Linked DNA regions of Homo sapiens: regions 2, 3 and 4 are each linked to region 1. The links are chromatin contacts, found by Hi-C or POLR2A ChIA-PET in ENCODE. All regions are on one chromosome and are shown on one strand. Each heading gives the region's core, a stretch centred on a gene start or an enhancer-like site at or near the end of the contact. The rest is flanking DNA. Distances are from core to core; before and after follow the strand shown. Region 1 holds the start of PPIA (peptidylprolyl isomerase A). Region 2 holds the start of DBNL (drebrin like). Region 3 overlaps CAMK2B (calcium/calmodulin dependent protein kinase II beta). Region 4 holds the start of POLD2 (DNA polymerase delta 2, accessory subunit).

Region 1 (3,544 bases), core at 240-2,739:
CTTCCCTTTCAGACTTTCGCTAAAGCCAAAGCCCTCATTGGCAGTTACCCCTCCATTCTCATCAAGACCTGCAAGTCCTTTCTCATTTCCCTGAAGCTCTTTGGGTAACCTGATGCCCAACATTAGGTCAGGCCAAGTTTCCACGAAAGCCCTTGTCACTTACCAGCTTTGACTACACTCATAGGTGGGGTGGGGTGTGGATTAACATGCAGTGTTTCAGTGCCTATGTGCCAGGCACTATGGACAGGGTAGGCAACAAGGAAATCGCTCTGTCCTCACGAAGACTGCATGAGGATCAATCTATTTTCGGAATAAGATCCCAAACTAGCCATTGGTGGCCTTTTGAGATGTGATTTAAAGGAATAAAACCACTAACATCCTATTTCGCTACTCCCTAAGGTCTATCCATGTTAACTGGAACGGAATCGTACTCAATATTTAACTTTGAAGACACGCGCCAAGTTTAGATACTATGCTATAATTACAACTGATCTTTAAGAACTCATTTAACGCTCTCAAAACTAATTAGGTAATCACTGGTAATCCACCTTGGTCGGAAGAGGCCTGCCTTGTGGCCAGTCGCAACTTGCTTGCTAGGCAGAGGGACAATCGGGAGGGGCTCAAGAGCGCCTCCCCCGCCAGCGCCGTCACTGCAGTGGAAGGCGGTCCTTGGGCACCAGCAAAGGCAAGGCCCATTTTCACATTTCCGCTTGGGGGTGGGGGACACGGAGGGACGTTTGGGGCACATGTATAAATATTCCTACTTTATCCAAATGGAAGATATTTCAAGTGGCAACCCGTCACATCCCAGCAAGTCTCCTTTTATAACATGGCCTCCCGGGATCTACAGGACCGAGCATGGACGGGCTCACACCGCGCCTCGATCCTTGAGAAAAACCCTCAAGCAAACAGCTTCCCAGCTCAGGATGTAAAGCACCCATGCCTGCCAGGGGACAGCTTCCCAGGAAGGCGGTCGCAAGCCCCCGCGAGCGTGCTTCTGGCTCCGGTCTGCGGCGCCCAGGCCAAGCTAGGGCGGAGCCCAACGACTCTCAAGGCGCGGACCTGAGCGCGGCCGCCGAGCACGTGCGTCGGACAGGACAGGGCGCGGCCACATGAGGCGGGCGGGCGGACGCGGGCCCCCTCCCCCAACGGCCTCGCAGCCGCCCCGCCTGCCTTTGTCCGCCGCCGTCCCGGCCTCCTCCCCGCGACTCGCGGACCTCCCAAAATGGCCCCTCGTCAGGAAATGGCGCCGCAGCCCGCCCGCGCTCGCCCCTCAAGCAGGGTCGCCCCGCGCCCGGGCCTTTGGGGCGCTACCACCCACCCCGACCCCGGCCCACTTTCTGGGCCCCATTCCCGCACGCCGCCGCCCGCCCGACCTCAAAGGAGACGCGGCCCAAGGGCTCGCCGTCGACGGCAATGTCGAAGAACACGGTGGGGTTGACCATGGCTAATAGTACACGGTTTTCCTCGGCGGTGGCGTCTGCAAAACGGCACGAGCCTGGCCTCCCGCCCCTTTTATACCACGTTCGGCCCCGCCCGCAACCCGGTCTCGCGCCTCCGTCCCGGCCAATCGGGTCTGCGACTTCGCCAGAGTGACAGTGCATCTGGCCTATAGACGGAAGCCGGCGCTGATGGGGACGACACATGAGGCGCGCGTGCGCGCTAACGCGCGGAGGCAGGTTCCCGCCTGCGGGCTCCGTCGCGGTGGCTGCGGCATGGGACTCGGGGCGGGGCGGCAGTACGGGACGCGGGGCACGGGGGAGGGTCAGTGCGGAACGGGGGTGGGCAGCATGGCGCGCGCACGCGGGAGACGGAAGCGCGGCGGCTCTTCGGCCGTTGTCAAGCGATGAGGCGCGTCTCCCCATTGCACAGAGGGGGCAACTGAGGCGAACGCAGGCCTCAAGGTCGCGCCGCCAGTCAAGGTCGACTGGGGTCCCGCGCCCGGACCCTACGCCTCCGCGAGCGGAAATGGGGATGGCGCGTCCCCGAGACCTAGGAGCAGCCTTGCGTCCGCATTCCGCGCGGGCAAACACCACGTCGCGTCCTACCAGGCAATGTCAGGAAGGAGGTTGCCTTTGAGCATCGCTGTTTTCTCTAACGAGGTGGGACAGGAGCAGTCTCCGGTTTTGAGAGATTATGAAATGCTTTCAAAATGCTCTACTTTCCGAAAATATCTTACACTCTGCTTGAATCTTCTTCAGGAGGAAGCCATTAAAACAGGAGCCTGGCCAGGCTCTTACCTGTGAAGATGCATTATGCACATTTTGCCCTCTTACTCTTTTTGAATCTCTGCTCCTGGTCTTTCCCTGCCCCCGCCCCGCCCAGCTCCTACCGCCCCCGCCTCGGGGCTGAATTGTGCTTTGATTTTTGGGTGAAAGATAAGTCACAATTTAAAAGCGAATTTCTTCAGGCAAAGACATTAATAATACTTTAATTAAAATGCACTTGTAGGCCAGGCGCGGTGGCTCATACCTGGCGCTTTAGGAGGCGCGGAGGCCAAGGCCGGGGAGGATCGCTTCATCTTAGGAGTTCGACACCGGCCACCAGCCTGGGCATCTTAGAGAGACGCCGTCTCTACAAAAAAATAAATAAAAATAAAAATTAGCTGGGCGTCGAGGCGCTCGCTACTCAGGAGGCTGGGCGGGGAGGATTGCTTGAGCCCGGAGGTCGAGGCTGTAGTGGGCGGTGATCGCATCACTGCATTCCAGCCGGGACGACAGAGTGTGACCCTCTCTCAAAAAATAGGCCGGGTGCGGTGGATCACGCCTGTAATTCCAGCACTTTGGGAGGCCGAGGCGGGAGGATCACCTGAGGTCAGGAGTTCAAGACCAGCCTGGACAACATGGTGAAACCCCATCTCTACGAAAAATACAAAATTAGCTGGGCATGGTGGTGCGCACCTGTAGTCCCAGCTACCCCCTCGGGAGGCTGAGGCAGGAGAATCGCTGGAACCCAGGAGGTGGAGGTTGCAGCGAGCAGAGATGGCGCCACTGCACTCCAGCCTGAGAGACAGAGACTCCGTCTCAAATAAATAAACAAAAATATAAAATAAAATGCACTTATGTGACTGGTGTTTTGTTAAGAAAACCTTACAAGGGAATTCATATATCCTGGGCTGTCACTTAAGTTGCAATATTAAGGATATTATTTAATGTTTCTTTTTGTTTTTTTGAGACAAGGTCTCACTCTCACCTAGGCTGGAAGTGCAGTGGTGTGTTATCGGCTCACTGCAACCTCCCCTTCCCGTGCTCGAGCAAGCGTCCCACCTTAGCCTCCCAAGTAGCTGGGACTACAGGCATGCACCCACACCCAGCTCATTTTGTGTGTGTGTGTTTTGTAAAGATGGGGTTTCGCCACATCGCCCAGGCTGGTCTCAAACTCCTGGACTCAAGCGATCCACCCGCCTCAGCCTCCCAAAAGTGCTGGGATTATAGGCGTGAGCTGCTGCACCTGGACGTTGTTTAATGTTTCTAAAACTCAGTTTCTTCATCTGCACAACCAGGATAGGGTTGTGGTGAGACAAAAATGATAATTCATCTGATAG
Region 2 (3,249 bases), core at 41-2,540, 750 kb after region 1:
AAAACCCCACCAAGGAAATGACGAGATATCCTTCTTTAGATGCCTCCAAAACAGAAGATGTGCTGTTTGGCATAAGTGCCATCCAGGGCACTCAGACCTGACAGGAGAGTCTACAGAGACCCCATAGAACCAAGCAACTGGTGTTCTAAAGCTCTTCCCCTAATGGCCCAGGGCTGAGGAAAAAGCAAAGCCATAACATCCTCAGGGTCACAATAGTACACTGCATAAAAGCCGCTCTGTGCTGGGCACTACGGAGAGCAGAGGAGATGAGAAAGCACTTACACAAGTGGAGATGGCCCCCACACAAGGGGAAGACAGTTGGGAGGGCCTCAGTGCTGACCACAGTGTGGCCCCACCACGACTCAGACTCCAAGGCCCAGTTTCTATTCCCCAAAGTTGGTCACCTTAGCCCACCATACTCAGCATATTTCTCAGAACTGGGATTTCTCAAAACTGGTCAGTAAAAACAATTTAAGCAAAGAGGAAAGTGAGGATATCTTGGGTGGTAGAGGGAAAATGGGACCTTTTCCCAAATAGATAGCGAGCATCCTACTTTCGTACATCTTCCCATGGCTCAGGCACAAGAAAGAGTACACTTTTTGGAGAAACGAAAGTTCTGAAGTCCACGTTCACAGACAGCCAAGAACCCAGATCCCTGAGCTCCTCGTCTGAAGCCCCCAGGGCAGGGCTCACATTCACAGCCCGGCTGCCAGGCCGCTCTCAAATGCCCATCCCCGAACACAGCGTTTGCAAAAAAACCGGGCGTGGCTTCCGCCTTCTCAGAGAGGGCTGTGCAGGAACCCCTTCTCCAGGGAAGTCCCAGGACTGGAAAGAAGAACCTGGCGAAGCTAGCAAGCACGACCAGGCCGAGGATCCAACATGGAAGCCCGCGAAGCCCACAGTGGGTGGCGAGCGACAGGGGGAGGGGCGGGGACTCACTGGGTCCCCCCAAGCCGGGTTTAACCTGTCCACGATCGGCGGGGCAAGGGGTCACGAGGGTGAGACAGCACTCCTGCTGCGGTGTGGAGGGGCAGACAGGTAAGCCCCAGGCCACCTGCCTGGGCACCGCTCCGCGCTCGCGCTCCCGCTCCCCCCGAGTCCCCCGCTCGCCCCAGACAGACCCACCCCTGAGGCAGCCCCTGGCCCGACCCTGGCCCGTCTCGCCGCCCACCAGTCGGTCGGGGACTTCTCGGTGACCACCCGCACGTAGGCCTCTTGCAGCGCTGGCCCGTTCCGGCTCAGGTTCGCCGCCATGGCCCGCCCCGCAGTCTCCGCGCCGCTGCTGTAGCTTCCGGGCCGGGCCGGGCCGCCCCTTTGACAGCCGACAAGCCTCGCCTCCGACAACCGGAAACCCCGCCCCACGGCAGGAAGCGGAAATGGTAGGGGCCAGCCGCACCCGCGGGTCCTAGCGAGCTGTCCGGCCAGCTGGTCTAGCATGCAGGTCCCGCGAATGCCGAAGGACAAGCGGGAGAAGGGAGGACCCGGCCTTCTGTTTGTCCTCAGGGAGGGATCCTGGGGCGCAGACTAGCCCGTCTTCTGGTCCCACCCAAACGGCAGCTCGACTTGGAAGCCTGGCCGCAGGGACCCAGTCCAGCCCCCGCTAGCTGCTCTCACAGCACCGTGCTTATTCTTTTCTAAATCTTGTTATGTCGATGCGCTTATTTGAACGATCTTGGGTTCACTGCAGTCTCCCTCCAGACGAGGTCTTCAGCCTGTTTGTGGACCCTCAACAGTTTGATCTGTGAAAGAAACATGCATAAATGTATGAATACACGAATAAATGAGTGCTAAGTGACGATCACACCGCTACAAACCTAACTGAAAGTGACTGTGCTTTCTCACTCTCACCTGAGTTTTTCCCTCTGCAGTTTGGTCGAGGCCAGGATAGTGGAGGCATGAAGAGAACCTGTCTTGTGCTTCACCTGCACATCTGGCTGGTCGCCCCTAGAAGGTGTCAGTAATTCCTCAATCTGCTCCCCTCCTCCTGGGAGCACCAGTTTTTCCATCCACAAATCTGCATACACTTGACTGAACTAGCTTCTTATCTGTATGATAGAGAAACATGCCAAAGCGCAAGGCAGCTCACGGCTTATTTCCTCCCATGGAGAATAACTCCCCTGCCTCCTTAAAATATAAATCCTGCCGGGCACGGTGGCTCACGCCTGTAATCCCAGCACTTTGGGAGGCCGAGGTGGACGAATCAAGGGGTCACGAGATCGACACCATCCTGGCTAATACGATGAAACCCCGTCTCTACTAAAACAAAAAATTAGCCAGGCGTGGCGGCGTGCGCCTGTAGTCCCAGCTACTCGGGAGGCTGAGGCAGGAGAATGGCGTGAACCAGGGAGGCAGAGCTTGCACTGAGCCGACATAGCGCCACTGCACTCCAGCCTGGGCTACAGGGCGGGACTCTGTCTCAAAAAAAGTATAGTATATATATACATATATACACACACATAGTATATATATGTGTATATATATACACACACACATAGTGTATATGTATATATACTATGTGTGTATATATGTATACATATATGTATATATATGCATATGTATAGGTATACATATATGTATATATGCATAGGTATAGGTATACATATATGTATATATATGCATAGATATAGGTATACATATATGTATATATATGCATAGGTATAGGTATACATATATGTATATATATGCATAGGTATAGGTATACATATATATGTATATATATGCATAGGTATAGGTATACATATATGTATATATATGCATAGGTATAGGTATACATATATGTATATATATGCATAGGTATAGGTATACATATATGTATATATATGCATAGGTATAGGTATACATATATGTATATATGCATATGTATATATGCATATGTATATATGTGCATATGTATATGTATATGTGCATATGTATATATGCATATGTATATGTATATATGCATATGTATATATATGCATATGTATATGTATACATATATTATATATGCATATGTATATGTATATATGCACATGTATATATATACACATATGTATATATATGCATATGTGTATATATATACATATAGTATATATATGTATATATCCACAATCCCTTAAGTCCAGATGTGCTTTGGAATTCAATCTAAGATTTCAGAAAAGTTATACCATGTATGTCCTGGGTAAGCCCTTATCACAGGATCTGGACAGGAACTGGTAATCAGACATGTTCATGCTTTTGCTGTGATATGTGTGAATAATCAGCTAAGTGTGT
Region 3 (3,273 bases), core at 1-2,500, 560 kb after region 1:
TGTACATCCTGCTCGTGGGCTACCCACCCTTCTGGGACGAGGACCAGCACAAGCTGTACCAGCAGATCAAGGCTGGTGCCTATGACGTGAGTGCACCAGCCCCTCTCTGATGAGCTCCCTTCCTCCAGGTGTGGCCGGGTGAGGGCAGCGTGGGAAGAGGCTAGGAGTGGGGTGAAGCCACCTGTGGCCAGGTCCTGGGTCCTGCTCTCCCAGATTCGTGGCTGGAGATGAAGCCCCTTGGAGAATTCTTGCCCCTGCCTGAGAGGGAGCTTCAGGCCCGGCCGGGGCGCTGTTTCCTTCTGCAGTTCCCGTCCCCTGAGTGGGACACCGTCACTCCTGAAGCCAAAAACCTCATCAACCAGATGCTGACCATCAACCCTGCCAAGCGCATCACAGCCCATGAGGCCCTGAAGCACCCGTGGGTCTGCGTGAGTCGCCCTTGGTGCCCATGGTGGGGAGGGGGCTCCTGGTGGAGATGGCCTCAGACCACTCCCCTGGCAAGGACCCCAAGAGGGTCCTGTTCCTGACATCCAAGAGCTCCCTTGGGTCCCCTGGGTGCTCCTTGTGGCCTCTGGCTTGGGACATACCAGCACGTTTGTGAGGCCTGGGGCTTGGAAGGCATTAGAGGGTAGAGGTGATCCCTTCCTCCCAACTGCAGTCCTGTCTGTGAGGGGCAGAGTGGACGAGGCAAGGGAGAGACGAGTCTTGAAGTCCCAGGCGGGTGGGGACAGACAACCCTTGCCGCAATGGTGGCCGGTGGCTCTTGGCAAGTGGGGACCCCAGGGTGCCACAAGCCTTGCCACCCTGGCCTCTCCCCTGTGCCTCGGGCTCGGCTGCCATATGACCACCCATTTCCCCACAGCAACGCTCCACGGTAGCATCCATGATGCACAGACAGGAGACTGTGGAGTGTCTGAAAAAGTTCAATGCCAGGAGAAAGCTCAAGGTGAGGCCCTGGCCCCTAGTCCCAGGCACGGCCATGCTTCTCTGTGTCCCTCTGGGCTGGAGCAGGGGGGCCTTGGGGGGTCTGGGCAGACCTAGGGGTTACTGCTGCCCCCAAGACTGACTGTTAGCAAGTCCCAGACTGGATGCATCAGGTGAACTCAGGCCAGCTTGGGAATGAGTCCAGAGGGGCCCTGGGCCAGGTGTGGCTCCTCCTAGTTGTCTGTGCCACCTCCTAGCAGCCCTTGGAGGAGCTGTCCTGAAGCGCTCGCTGTGGGCTCCTCACCCGGGCTCTGCAGGCAGCACTCACCCTCTGGCAGTCACACTGTTTAGTACAAGCAAGTCCGAAGCTTCCGGCTCAGACAGGTTTGGTAAGGAGAGCAGAGCCACACACACTGGTCTTGGGTGGGCTGGGGGAGTTCTGGGAGGGAGGTGGGTCCCAGTAGGGTATCCAACCTGCCTGCTTTGGTCAGGGCTGGCTCCGGTGACCGCACACTGGCAGTCCCTCTACTTGTGGGTTCCGGGATGGGGACTTGTTGCCTGACTGCCCTCTGCTGGTCTCTGAGCAGTTCTCCCCGGAAGCCCCAGGACTGTTGCCCTGTCTGAGCCTGTCAGGAAAAGAAGGGGCTGTCAGGGAGCTGGACCCCAGAGGAGCTGCCGTGGTGACCAGCTGTTCTGGTGACCCCTGAGGCTTGAGGGGTCTTGAAGCAGCTAGAAGCTGTAGTTGGTCAACAGGTTTAGGCCCAGGGTGTGTGTAGTTCTGGAAATAGGTGATCTGTCTCAGTGCGGCTGCTGGCTTCCTGGAGCTCTTGCCTCTCTGGAAGGCTGAGGTCATGTCAGCCTCATGACAATGAGGCTGAGCATCTGGGCAGGAGGACAGGGGTCTTATCCTGGCCAGAAGCCAGCAGGGAACACTGATGGGATAGCCCCGGTTTTATCTGTGTCTCTCCCCAGGGAGCCATCCTCACCACCATGCTGGCCACACGGAATTTCTCAGGTGAGCCTTTCTTCTCCAGGGAGACAGGCGCTGCCCCCTCCCTGCTGGCCCACGCAGGAGAGCGCCTCCTTCCTCACCAGCCTCTCCACTCCTCCTCTGCGGCAGGCCTGCCCTCGGCGTCTGCCCTCAGCTCTGAGACCCACTGCCCACCTGGCCCCGCTGGGCTCCCACCTTGGGTGATACCACAGGGTCCAGCCCCCCGAGGCCATCACCTTCGTGCTGGGTCTGTGTCCCTCCACCCCCTGAACACGAGCGTCTGTGCTGCCCCACTGGGGCTCACAGCATCGTGTGTGTCTGTCCAGGCGTTTGTCGGGCATCTATGTGGCCTCCTTGTCATTTTGAGTGCTCTGAACATTGTGTTTTGTGCGGGAGGTGGGCAGAAGGGATGCGGGGTGATGCGGGAGGCTCGGGGGCCTCCTTCCAAGTTCTGGATGAGCTGCAGCCTCCTGTCCCGGCTGCTCAGGGTGGGTGGTTGGGAAGCAAGTTCTCTTGGCAGGGGGGTGGGGTCTGTTATAGACCCCTGAGGCCCAGGGCGCTGGCAGACCCATCGGGCATGATGTTAGCCCCGGAGTGGAGCCGGCAGCCCAGGTCTGGACAAGCTGTACCTGTGGCTTCTCCGTCGTCCGACACTCCGTGTGCGAGCGTCTGTGATCCGTCTCTCTCGTTGTCCGTTTGCATCTGGTGCCCCCCACCCGCCATCCTGTTACTTTTGCTGTGATGCTGTAATGCCGGGAACGCGTGCACACGGTCACACCAACACTAATAGGACTGTCCTGTCTGCTGTGTGCTCACCACACCCTTTGGGCATGAGAAGCCCCCACTGGGGTTTTCTAAGGAGAAAGGAGGCAAATGCTTTTCCGTGTCAATCAGTCCAATCTTGTTTTCACTCTCTTGAGCAAAGGATTCTGGAACCATCTGTCACCTAAACTTTAACTCTAATCTTCTTCTGCTTCCTTTGTCTCTTTTCTTCCCTTACCTCGCCCACCCCTCGTCTGTGTCCGCCCACCCCTCCCTTCCCCTCGTCTCTAACCCGGTGCTAACAGTGGGCAGACAGACCACCGCTCCGGCCACAATGTCCACCGCGGCCTCCGGCACCACCATGGGGCTGGTGGAACAAGGTAGATGTGTCTCGACCAGCGTCCCGCCCGCTCCCGCCCGTCCCTCCTGCCAGCATGCAGCCCCCTGCTGCACGCAGCCGCTGGCCGGGCTCCAGAGCCGCCCCAGAGGCCGCCAGGCCCCCGGGAGCCCCTGCTCCCGTGTGGTCACATCCCAGCAGAGCCCACCACAAGGGCAGGGAGGCAGCCCCCAAGGCTCCTCGCCTGTAAGAGGAGGGG
Region 4 (3,358 bases), core at 699-3,198, 670 kb after region 1:
TCAAATAATAAAATCCATAGGCCAAATCCCCAAACTCACAGCTAGCAACATATTTAATGCTAAAGACTGAAAGCTTCCCCTTTAAGATCCGGAATAAGACAAAGATGCCCACTTTCACCACTTCTACTCAACATAGTATGGGAAGTTCTAGCCAGAGTAATCAGGTAAGAAAAAAGAAATAAAAAGCATCTGAATTGGAAAGGAAAAAGTAAAATTATTTGTTTGCCCAATACATGTACAATGTTTCAGGTGAAGGCTCAGAACAGTACAACCTTACCAGCAAGAGTCCTGCTGTCTCTGTGTGAATCCCAGCTATTACTCACTAGCTACATGATCTCTCTTGCCCTCCCTGCCTCAATTTCCTCATGTGTAAAGTGGGAGAAAAATAATAGTTCATGCTTCAAAGGTTTTTTGTTTGTTTGCTTGCTTTGAGACAGCGTCTGGCTCTGTCGCTCAGGCTGAAGTGCAGTGGTGCAATCTTAGGTCACTGCAACCTCAGCCTCCTGGGCTTAAGCGATCCTCCCACCTCGGCCTCCCAAAGTGTTGGGATACAGGCGTGAACCACTGTGTCTGACCCAAAGGATTATTTGAGGAGCAGATGAATTAATGTGTCATAACCTCAAAGCAGTTGCAAAGGCGTTTAATAATTAAAATATCACATTTTAAATTAAAATATAAGGCTGGGCGTGGTGGCTCATGCCTGTAATCCCAGCACTTTGGGAGGCTGAGGTGGGAGGATCACTTGAGCCCAGGAGTTCCACACTAGCCTGGGCACCATTGGGAGACCCTGTCTCTACACACACACGCACACACACACACACACACACAAACTTAAAGTAGCCAGGCGTGGTGCTGCGCGCCTGTTGTCCCAGCTACTCGGGAGGCTGAGGCGGGAGAATCACTGGAGCCTGGGAGTTCGAGGCTGCAGTGAGCCGAGATCGCACCACTGCACTCCAGCCTGGGCCACAGAGCAAGACGCTGCCTCAAACAAACAAACAAAAACAAAAATTAAAATATTAAGTAATAATTAACGAGTGTTAATATCCACTCGTTGTGGAGACAAGACCTGGACTTAGGAAACAGGCCCAGGGAAGTAGCAGAACAGTAGCGCTAGAGGACGCCTGGGAGAATCAGCGCGCGGCGGGAAGAGCCCGGGAAGCTTAGTGGGGAAGCGTCTCTTGATGGGGTGAGGAATTCTATAAATTAGTGGAGATGGAAAAAAAAAAAAAAAAGTATTCCCAAAGTGGGAGACAGCACTCAGAAAGACGTGGTGGTAAGAACGAGTATGAGTAACGGGGACAACGAGGACACTGGAGATTGGGGAGTGTTGGGCTGGAAGCTGGTGTGCAGCTGTGGGCAAGCTAGGGAGGACCCCGAAACCGCCAATGCGTTTCCCGGACGCAGACGCTGGCAGGACGGGAGGAACCCCGAGACCCCGCGCCATCCCTTCAGGAAGAGTTACTTCTCCCCGGCCAAGTTAGTGGGCCTTGGGCCTTCTTTCTGTTGGGATCCTCCTCGCGTGTCGCCATCGCTACAAGTGGGCAGCTCTGCGGGGAAAGCTGGGACGCTGGGGGCTTCACCAAGGAGGCTGGCGGCCGACCACTGGGAGGTCTGGCGGGGTGACGACCACTGGGAGGTTTGGGCAGGGCCTGACGGGGTGACGCGGTCAGCCCACTGGAGGCCGACACCCCCCGTCAGCCCAACCCCTGCACGCGCGGCCGCCAACCAAAGACCCGCGGCGCCGGCCTGCGAGCCCCCGCCCCGCGTTGCCCAGGAAACCGAGGGTGTGGCTCCGCGTTCTCTGGGCGTCCCAGGGACTGGGCGCACAGTGGTCGGCGGGATGAGGCGCCTGGTGACGGACGGGGCGAGGAGGGCAGCGATTGGTGAGATTAGGCGATGGGCGGGGAAGCCGCGCGGGGATTAGCGAGTTGCGGCGATGGGCGGGGCAGGCGCGCGGGGATTGGCGGGATGCGGCGCGCCGCGCGGTGAGTGGGGTCCAGGGAAACGGGGTCAGCTGGGGGTGGCAGTTCCAGGCCGCGAGGCCGGGCTCCTGGGTCGGTGGGCTGGTGTCTTGGCGGACGTCCCGCAGCTGCCGCGTGGATCCGAGCCGGGGCACCCGCCGTGACTGGGACAGCCCCCAGGGCGCTCTCGGCCCCATCCCGAGTAGCGCGGCCTGGCTGCTGCCGCCATCAAGCACGTTCGAGCCAAAAGCTCCTAACGAGTCACTCGTTAGACACGTGTGCGGAGCCTGTGTCCCAGGCCAGTGCTGTCCCGTGGAGATAGATTGCAAGCCGCTAGGGAATTTTTTAACTTTCTAGTAGGTGTACGAAAAAAGTAAAACGAAACAAATCAATTGGAGTAAATCCATAAATATATTCAAACTATTATTTCAATTGTATGTGAAAAAATTATTGGGATATTCTTTGTACTATTCTTAGAAATCCATTGTGTGTCCAACCCAAACATCACAGTTGGACTCACCACATCTCCTGTACTTCGTAGCCCTAGGTGGCTAGTGGCATAAGACACAAAAATCTCAGCTCTCCTGGAGCTTATGGTCTAGTTGGAGCAGGCAGACAATACATTTAAAATATACAGTTTGTTAGAAGGTAAATGTTGTAAACAACAATAACAGTTGAAGTACTGGGGAGAGTTGCAGTTGTAAATCAGATGGGCAGGGCACAAGGTAACATTTGAGTAAAGATGTAAGAACTTGAAGGAGATGGGCAAGTGAGCTCTATAAGTATACGGGAGAGGGGCAAGCAAGAGTTCAGAGGCCCCTTGCTGTGGGGAGGGATCCAAGGTGGAGGAGTGGGAACCAGGAGGGGAGAGGACCAGTGGAGCAGATCTCATAGGCAGTTGTAAGGACTTGGGGCCTTATTCAATGAAATGAGGACACTTTGGAGAGTTTTGAACAGAGCAGTGACTGATTTATGTTTTGGTTTTGGTTTAGTTCTATTATTATTTAATAATAGGCTTATTATTTCACAGAAGTTTTATTTAATAAGGCAGACCTCTTGTCTGGAAATGAGACAGGTGCCGGAGAGCTGGATGGAGGCAGATCGGGAATTCCATTTGGGGCAAACTGAACTTGATTGAGACCCTGGTAGTTGTCCAGATGGAACAGGACACCTGAGTCTAGGGTTCGGGAAGAACTCCAGATGGGACAAACACTCCTAGCTTTCCTTTTCTCTTTTTGGATGACCGCTACAGGGTGAGACATCGGTATCCAGGCACGATAAATTTCCAAGTGGACACAATGTCTGGTGTCAACTACAGCTGTTCTCCTTCTTTTCCCAGTATCCTTTGGGTGCAGTGAGACACCAGGAGAGCTGCTGCTTTGGGGGATGGACAGGGG

Evidence for each region. A loop is a pair of places that touch in the nucleus more often than their neighbours do. ChIA-PET counts read pairs that join two places held with the same protein, here RNA polymerase II (POLR2A). Pooled maps may share reads with other maps.
Region 2: a map of CD4-positive, alpha-beta T cell shows a loop between it and region 1 (3-fold over the local background). The contact joins the promoter of DBNL here to the promoter of PPIA in region 1. A Hi-C loop is called at or near these places in 1 of 168 maps with a recorded cell type or tissue (CD4-positive, alpha-beta T cell), 1 of 37 single-sample maps with no recorded cell type and 8 of 50 pooled maps. POLR2A ChIA-PET finds 5 or more read pairs at or near these places in 1 of 52 experiments (activated CD8-positive, alpha-beta T cell).
Region 3: a pooled map shows a loop between it and region 1 (3-fold over the local background). The contact joins the enhancer-like site here to the promoter of PPIA in region 1. A Hi-C loop is called at or near these places in 1 of 168 maps with a recorded cell type or tissue (ascending aorta) and 10 of 50 pooled maps. POLR2A ChIA-PET finds 5 or more read pairs at or near these places in 1 of 52 experiments (Caco-2).
Region 4: a loop to region 1 is called in a map of naive thymus-derived CD4-positive, alpha-beta T cell, with 24 times the contacts of the local background. The contact joins the promoter of POLD2 here to the promoter of PPIA in region 1. A Hi-C loop is called at or near these places in 2 of 168 maps with a recorded cell type or tissue (both naive thymus-derived CD4-positive, alpha-beta T cell), 1 of 37 single-sample maps with no recorded cell type and 11 of 50 pooled maps. POLR2A ChIA-PET finds 5 or more read pairs at or near these places in 2 of 52 experiments (OCI-LY7 and PC-9).

The regions. Positions count from the first base shown.
Region 1 is chr7:44,794,626-44,798,169 of GRCh38, reverse strand. It overlaps PPIA (peptidylprolyl isomerase A), which reads right to left and starts at 1,489. Exons shown (of 5, transcript NM_021130.5): 1 at 1,377-1,489. The coding sequence starts at 1,445. LOC105375259 (a long non-coding RNA gene) reads left to right here and starts at 1,640. Exons shown (of 2, transcript XR_007060300.1): 1 at 1,640-2,102; 2 at 2,746-3,054. RefSeq lists silencers at 1,019-1,368, 1,389-1,658, 1,749-1,948.
Region 2 is chr7:44,042,743-44,045,991 of GRCh38, reverse strand. DBNL (drebrin like) reads right to left here and starts at 1,290. Exons shown (of 13, transcript NM_001014436.3): 1 at 1,172-1,290. The coding sequence starts at 1,254. LINC00957 (long intergenic non-protein coding RNA 957) reads right to left here. Exons shown (of 3, transcript NR_072982.1): 3 at 1,696-1,739. RefSeq lists an enhancer at 592-1,092 and a silencer at 1,031-1,250.
Region 3 is chr7:44,239,373-44,242,645 of GRCh38, reverse strand. CAMK2B (calcium/calmodulin dependent protein kinase II beta) reads left to right here. Exons shown (of 24, transcript NM_001220.5): 9 at 1-86; 10 at 306-428; 11 at 863-946; 12 at 1,897-1,939; 13 at 2,983-3,057. Among named protein-coding and RNA genes, the nearest start is that of YKT6, 40 kb to the right of the region's middle. RefSeq lists enhancers at 1,220-1,319, 1,340-1,409, 1,570-1,769. Within about 2 kb of position 1,250, at least 2 of the 41 ENCODE cell types and tissues checked have a DNase peak (open chromatin) inside an H3K27ac peak, as active enhancers do.
Region 4 is chr7:44,122,138-44,125,495 of GRCh38, reverse strand. POLD2 (DNA polymerase delta 2, accessory subunit) reads left to right here and starts at 1,948. Exons shown (of 11, transcript NM_006230.4): 1 at 1,948-1,985. RefSeq lists enhancers at 1,283-1,342, 862-1,766 and a silencer at 1,553-2,262.